3 separate regions of the Homo sapiens genome follow, and regions 2 and 3 are each linked to region 1. Evidence: chromatin loops called from intact Hi-C (ENCODE). Cell type or tissue: GM12878. All regions are shown on one strand.

Region 1 (2,500 bases):
CACAGCAGTGGTTGACTTACCCCATAAACTAAACCAGGGAGACAATAGCCTAGAAATCCCCATGAGATTTCGTTCATGGTGTGGGCGATCTGAGGCACAGTCGGCAGCCTTCACCGGTCAGACAAGATGCAGGGGACTTCCTCTGATTCACTAGTTCACCTCCTGGTGTCTATGGGACCCTGTGTGGAGACTTACAGGTCTTCAAGGATGCAAAATTTCCAGCCGGGAGAGCACCACATGGGCCTCTGTTCTCCCAAAGACACGGCCAATCAGGATAGCTGGAAAGGCCTCCAGGTGAGAGCCTGGTAGGAAGTCCGCCAGCTGGTGTAGACAAGCCCGACTGTCCAACATACAAACACTTAACCTCAACTCCCTTCGGCCCTAAGGAGAAGGATGGGCTGCCCAGTTCTTTCCTGCATCTGCTTCTCATGCTGCCTTTAATAGCACCTAACTCATTTCTTCAGCAAAAAAGACTGGTGAAGGGGAGGAACACAAACTGTCCCACTGGGACAACTCTGTCCCTTTTATTCAAATCCACAAATGGGCCAGGCACAGTGGCTCGTGCCTGTAATCCCAGTACTTTGGGAGGTCAAGGCAGGTGGATCACTTGAGGTCAGGAGTTCAAGATCAGCCTGGCCAACCCCGTCTCTACTAAAAATACAAAAATTAGTTGGGTGTGGTGGCGCGTGCCTGTCCTCTTAGCTACTTGGGAAGCTGAGGCAGGAGAATTGCTTGAACCCGGGAGGCAGAGGTTGCAGTGAGCCCAGATTGCACCACTGCACTCCAGCCTGGGTGACAGAGCAAGATTCCCTCTCAAAAAAAAAAAAAAAAAATCCACAAGTGGTTCAATATTTGCTTAGACACCGGCACCTTTGCAAAGCCTTCTTCAGCACTCGGATACCCCATACCTCCCTCTCTTCTCTGAACCCTAACACTTTCTAGTTGCACCATTATCTTTTTAAAATACTAGGTGCTTAGGTAACCTTTCAGGGAGAAAAATAAATCAATCACCAGATGAGCATCCAACTTTAAAGTCCTTCCATCCCTCCAGGTTCTTTTTTGACCTCTCTGGGAGGCTTTACATGTATTTCCACATCTTGGGAAATCGTGTGCACGTGTTGTTATGTGATCTCCTTCTAGAAACCTTTATTTCTGAGGCACATTTCCATGTATGGACATCAGCTCCATGCCTGTTTTCAACTGGCTCTGCAGTGGTCTGCCGTGCAAACGTCTTGGGGTTTTCTTAGTCATTACAGGATTGCTGGGCACTGGGGTTGCTTCCAGCTCGTTGCTATTATAAATAGTTGTGCTGCCTCCGGTTGCTTTTGCATTGAATCACCCACTGCTTAACTGTTTAACTGTTTCCTGGGGATAGTCCTAGCTCACTGAAGGTAGGGATGTGGTTTAACCTTTTGTATCCCCCTCACTGCCCACAGGAGTGCAGGGCTCTAAGAAGAGCTTTATAACAAACACGGTTGCCAGGCGTGGTGGCTCATGCCTGTAATCCCAGCACTTTGGGAAGCCAAGGTGGGCGGATCACCTAAGGCCGGGAGTTTGAGACCAGCCTGACCAACATGGAGAAACCCCATCTCTACTAAAATTACAAAATTAGCCGGGCGTGGGGGCACATGCCTGTAATCCTAGCTACTTGGAAGGCTGAGGCAGGAGAATCACTTGAACCCGGGAGGCGGAGGTTGCGGTGAGCTGAGATTGTACCCTTGCGCTCCAGCCTGGGCAACAAGAGAGAGACTCCGTCTCAAAACAAAAACAAACAAAAACAAAAAGACAAGACAAAACAAATAAAAAAACATGGTTAGCAATGGACTGCACTCTTGCCATGTGCCAGACGCCGGGGTAAGTGCCCTCCACATATCATCTCATTTAATCCGCATAGCCGCCCCACACAGTAGGTGCCACGGTGATTCTCATTTTATCAAGGAGGAAACTAGCGCTTAAGATGATCAGATGCTTTCCCCAAAGCCGTATAGTCAGCAGACGGTGGCTGGTGGAGCTGGCTGAGGCCACTGACTCCACACACCCCTGCTCAGCCTGTCTCATGGAATGTCGCTGGGACGGGCAGATGGCTCCTATAGCCCTTCCAGTGCACTCCTGGCTGGTCCTAGGCTGAGGCTGGGCAGTCTTTTAAATTTATGTATATATTTTAAAATTTATTATTTATTTATTTATTTATTTGAGATGGAGTCTCACTCTGTTGCCTAGGCTAGAGGGCAGTGGCGTGATCTCAGCTCACTGCAACCTCCGCCTCCTGGGTTCAAGCAATTCTCCTGCCTCAGCCTCCCAAGTAGCTGAGACTACAAGCACGCACCACCATGCCTGGTTAATTTTTGTATTTTTAGTAGAGACAGGGTTTCACTATGTCGGCCAGGCTGGTCTCGAACTCCGGACCTCATGATCTGTTTGCCTTGGCCTCCAAAAGTGCTGGGATTACAGGGTGAGCCACCGCACCCGGCTTTATTTATTATTTATTTATATGCAGGAT
Region 2 (2,500 bases), 270 kb before region 1:
TCACTCCTAGGTATCTGTGCAAGAGAAATGAAAACATACCTACATACAAAAACTTATACATAAATGCTAGTAACATTATTCCTAATAGCTAAACAGCGGAAACAACCTAGATATCTATCAGCTGATGAATATATAAACAAAATGTGGTACATCCATACAATGGAATATTATTCAGCATTAAAAGCATAAAGGAATAAAGTACTGACACATGCTATAACATAACAAAACATGCTAAGTGAAAGGATCAGACATAAAAGGCTATATGTTGTATGATTCCATTTATGTGAAATGTGCAAGGTAGGCCAATCCATAGGGACAGAAAGTAGATTTGTGAGCTGAGAGGGTTAGAGGAGGGAGATGGGGAATGACTACTAATGGATAGGGAGTTTCATTTTGGGATGATAAAAATGTTCTAAAGTTGCGGTGATTGTGGCACAACTCTGAATATACTAAAACCATGGAATTGTATATTTCAAAAGGGTAAATTGCATGGTATGTGAATTATACCTCAATGAAGCTGTTAAAAAAGAAGAAGTGAGGTAATATGTGGGAATATACTTTGAGCTGTTTGAAAAGATATTATTATTATTATTTCAATTTGACTGTAAGGCCATTAAATAAAAGCAGGATGACTTAGATATTTTTCCTTGCTTGCAGGCTTGTGATTTTTATGCCATGACTCAACTTTATAAGGCTGTAACTCAGCAATATAAAATATTGAAAATGTTGAAACATAAAATGAAAACTGCTTTGTCTACTGTTTATATTTAATAGGATTTTCTGAATCAGTTAATTAGCAATAAGTGAATGTGTCATTAAGAAATTAGATTTTAGAATCGTAAAGTTTTAGAGCTGGCAGAAACTTCAGAAGTCATCTAGTCCCCCCTCATTTTGCTTTATGAGAGAGCTGAGTCCTACAGAGACAAAGTAAGATGTCTTATGTCATGGCATTGAGTAAATTCTAGAACTGAGTCAGTGTTCTTTCTGCTGACTATTTGGTTTCAGTGCTATTAAGTGTGTTCTACTATTAATAGAACTAACACTCTTAATAGCTATTTAAATGCTTCCTATATACTAGGCACTCTCTGTTAGGTACTTTATATATGTTATCTTGGTTAATCTACACAAAGCTTATGAAGACAGTTCATTTTACCTGTGTATTAGTTTTGTATTGCTGCTGTAAAATAAAATGAAACAAACAAACAAAAAACAAAAGATCTGGCCGGGCGCGGTGGCTAACGCCTGTAATCCCAGCACTTTGGGAGGCCAAGGCGGGCAGATCACGAGGTCAGGAGATGGAGACCAGCCTGACCAACATGATGAAACCCTGTCTCAACTAAAAATACAAAAATTAGCAGGGCATGGTGGCGTGCACCTGTAATCCCAGCTACTCAGGAGGCTGAGACAGGAGAATCGCTTGAACCTGGAAGGTGGAGGTTGCAGTGAGCTGAGATCACGCCACTGCACTTCAGCCAGGGCAACAGTGTGAGACTCTGTCTCCAAAAAAAAAAAAAAAAAAAAAACACCAAAAAAACCTTTGTGACTTAAAACAACACAAATTTCTTATCTTACATTCTGGAAGTCAGGAGCCCAAAATGGACCTGACATCCTGTTAGCAGGGCTTCCCTTCTCCCTGAAGGCTTAGGGGAGGTCAATTTTCTTGTCTTTTCCAGCTTCTGGAGGCTGCCTGCATTCCTTCACTTTTAGTCTCTTTGCATCTTCAGAGACAGCAGTGGCTGGGCAAATCTTTCTCACAGTGCCATTTTTCTGGTTTTAATTCTTTTGTCCCTGCTTTCCCCTTTAAGAACCCTTGTGATTACTTTGGGCCCATCTGGATAATGCAGATACTCTCCTTATTTTAAGGCCCACTGATTACCAGCCTTAATTCTGTGTGCAACCTTCATTCCGCCTTACCAAATGAGTGGAAAAAACACACTCAAAATGGTTTTTTTTTTTCTATTAGCCAACAGCAATCAACACAGAAGACTTTTGTAATCACACGTGTGGGAGTTCCCCCCCCCGCCCCCCGCCAACCACACCAAGACATTTTGCAGCAGACACCACTCGGGTTGCCTTCAATTCAATGCTGACACCACCTGGAGAGAGTGTCAGATCCCATATCTTCAGGCCTCAGTCTCACAGCAAGTCTCAGGAGGCTCTACCTGTGCTTCTGACCAACCTGCTATAAATTGGGGTTCCCACAACCACCTCTTTGGGTTCATTTAATTTACTAGAGGGCTCACAGAACTTAGGAAAACACATCTACTGGTTTATTATAAAGGGTATTACAAAGGATGCAGATAGAGAGGTGCACAGGGCCAGGCATGTGGAAGGGGCAAGGAACTCCCTTGCCCTCCCTGGGTGTACCACCATTTGCGAACCTCCATGTGTTCAGCTATTTGAAAGCTCTCCAAACCCTGCCCTTTTGGGTTTCTATTTAAGCTTCATTGGGTAGGCATGATTGATTGAATCATTGGCTGTTGGTGATCAACTTAACTTT
Region 3 (2,500 bases), 350 kb before region 1:
GGTGGCCCACACCTGTAATCTCAGCACTGTAGGAGGCTGAGGAGGGAGGATTACTGGATGCCCGAAGCTTGAGACCAGCTTGGGCAACAGAGTGAAACCCCATCTCTACATAAAATTTTTTTAATTAACTGGGTATGGTGACACACACCTGTAGTTCCAGCTACTTGAAAGGCTGAGGCGGGAGGATAGCTTGAGCCCGGGAGTACGAGGTTTCAGTGAGCTATGATAGCACCACTGCACTCCAGCCTAGGTGAAACAGCAAGACCCTGTCTCCAATAAATAAATAAATAAATAAATAAATAAATAAATAAATAAATATATAAATAAACAAATAAATAAATAAAATATTAATCACCTAATAGTTACTTATAGCAATAGTGCTAGGTATAGGGAATAGAATCATAAGCAAGAAAGATATGGTCCCACTCCTTCTGGAGTTGACAGTCTAATGGGGAAGACATACAATAAAATAAGCAGGCTGGGCAAGGTGGCTCATGCCTGTAATCCCAGCACTTTGGGAGGCCGAGGCAGGCGGATCACCTGAGATCAGGGGTTCGAGACCAACCTGGCCAACATGGTGAAACCCCATCTCTGCTTAAAAAAATACAAAAATTAGCCAGGTGTGGTGGTGGGTGCCTGTAATCCCAGCTACTCGGGAGGCTGAGATGGGAGAATCACTTGAACCCAAGGGGTGGAGGTTGCAGTGAGCCGAGATGGTGCCACTGCACTCCAGCCTGGGTGACAGAGTGAAACTCCATCTCAAAAAATAAAAATAAAATAAAATAAGCAGTCAAGGTGGAAATGTACAGTTGTGCAGGCTGTGCACTGCCCAACTTCAGGGGACATTATTCACATAGAATGTGGTCTAAATGGTGCCTCCCCAACAACGCATGGCCTGTACCACCTTATGGTGGTGGCCCTTCAAGCAATTTTCTGAAAATGTGCTAAGTAATTGGTGACAGCAGATGTACTGAGCCATGGAAGCACCTGGCAACACCTCTTGACCTAATCTAGGTGGTTTCCTGGAGTAAATGACATTGCAGCCAAGACTTAATAATCAGCCTGAGTCAGGTATGCTAAAAGCAGGAAGAGTCATCTAGGCATCTTCTTCTAGTAGTTTCTCTTCTCAATCAGAGAAACTGCATATACCAAGGCCAAGGACCAGGGGTTCTGAGGCTGAGCTAACCACAGAACAAAGATAAGGGACATCTTGGCAGTTGAATTCTGCTGTTGATGTGGGAGTTTCATTTTTCTCGCTTGACAGACCCAGGTCAGCTGCACCCAAACTTTGTGGATTCCAAGCTGTTTTCTAACAAGGTCTCAGCAATGCTTTTCAATATAGTGCAGTTGATTCAAAAGCTTTGGCTAAACGTAACTTTCAGAGAAGATCCCCTCTCTTCAGACGGATGGTTCCAAAAGGTGGACTCCTATTCCTGCCACCCATCAACTTTATCAATTGTCAAGCATTTTGGTTCAGACAAACTCAATCTGATTATGACACTTCTCTGCTTAAAACCTTTTAATTAGTGCTTTAGGGATTAAAAAACAAAATGAAAGACATCTTGAGATAAAGTTCAAACTCCTTAGCCTGGCCTACAAGGTACAGTAATCTTCCAGAGGGCAGGGGTGATTTCTACATCATCACTTAGCCCAGTGGCTTACACGGAGTAACATTATGGAATGGATGGATGGATGGATGGATGGATGGATGGATGGATGGATGAACAGTCAGTCTTGCCCTGCCCACAATTTTCCCCTTCAATCTACTCCAATAAGAGATGACTCTCTTCCAGGCAGGGCATGTTCCTGTTAGGCCCTCAGTGTTCACAGGATATTGTCACTTCTCCCACAGCTGACTGACTGGTAAAGTTTTAGTCCCTGGCATTCTGAAATGGTGGCACTCCAGGCACAACCAACCAAAGTGTATCGTCTCAAAATGCCTGCAACCTGACACTTATCAAAACTTGGTTTATTACTCTAAAGGGAAAATCACAAAAGTATGAAAGGATGTATGCACAAAAAGATTTCCTGCAGCGCTGTTTATGTTTGGGAAAAATCAGAATGACCCAAATGTCCATGAATAGAGGGCAGGGCACATAAATTAAGGAATATACCACATGGTAGAATATGGAGCAACCTTAAAGTGGGGGAGGGGTCTATTGCATTCCATCAAATCTGCGATAACTTCATCTTTAAGATACATCATTATTTTATTTATTTTGTTTTTTGAGACACTCTGTCACCCAGGCTGGAGTGCAGTGGCACCATCTCGGCTCACTGCAACCTCCGCCTCTCGGGTTCAAGTGATTCTCCTGTCTCAGCCTCCCGTGTAGCTCAGATTGCAGTTGAGCGCCTCCATGCTGGGCTCATTTTTGTATTTTTAGTAGAGACGGGGTTTCACCATATTGGCCAGACTGGTCTGGAACCCTGGGCTCAAGTGATTCACTCACTTCAGCCTCCCGAAGTGCTGGGATTATTCTGAGCCACTGCACCGGGACAA

Evidence for each region. Hi-C counts contacts between places; a loop is a spot of excess contacts. Peaks named below come from ENCODE experiments on the same cell type or tissue, not always from the same donor. Only the 100,000 strongest peaks of a DNase experiment are listed, where the experiment ranks them.
Region 2: it touches region 1 in a loop (2.1-fold over the local background); 1 of 110 quality-filtered maps calls a loop at or near these places.
Region 3: it touches region 1 in a loop (3.0-fold over the local background); 1 of 110 quality-filtered maps calls a loop at or near these places.

Annotation. Positions count from the first base shown.
Region 1 is chr10:30,735,788-30,738,287 of GRCh38, reverse strand. No RefSeq gene overlaps it. Among named protein-coding and RNA genes, the nearest start is that of LINC02644, 14 kb to the right of the region's middle. RefSeq lists an enhancer at 1,114-1,163. In GM12878, no CTCF peak of the experiment used is centred here; DNase peaks (open chromatin) are centred at 67 and 1,297; H3K27ac peaks cover 2,151 bases.
Region 2 is chr10:31,006,300-31,008,799 of GRCh38, reverse strand. All of the region lies in intron 1 of ZNF438 (zinc finger protein 438), which reads left to right. Among named protein-coding and RNA genes, the nearest start is that of ZNF438, 24 kb to the left of the region's middle. In GM12878, no CTCF peak of the experiment used is centred here; a DNase peak (open chromatin) is centred at 984.
Region 3 is chr10:31,089,712-31,092,211 of GRCh38, reverse strand. The region is part of intron 1 of LOC105376481 (a long non-coding RNA gene); the gene reads right to left. Among named protein-coding and RNA genes, the nearest start is that of ZNF438, 59 kb to the right of the region's middle. RefSeq lists an enhancer at 856-1,045. In GM12878, no CTCF peak of the experiment used is centred here; a DNase peak (open chromatin) is centred at 1,161.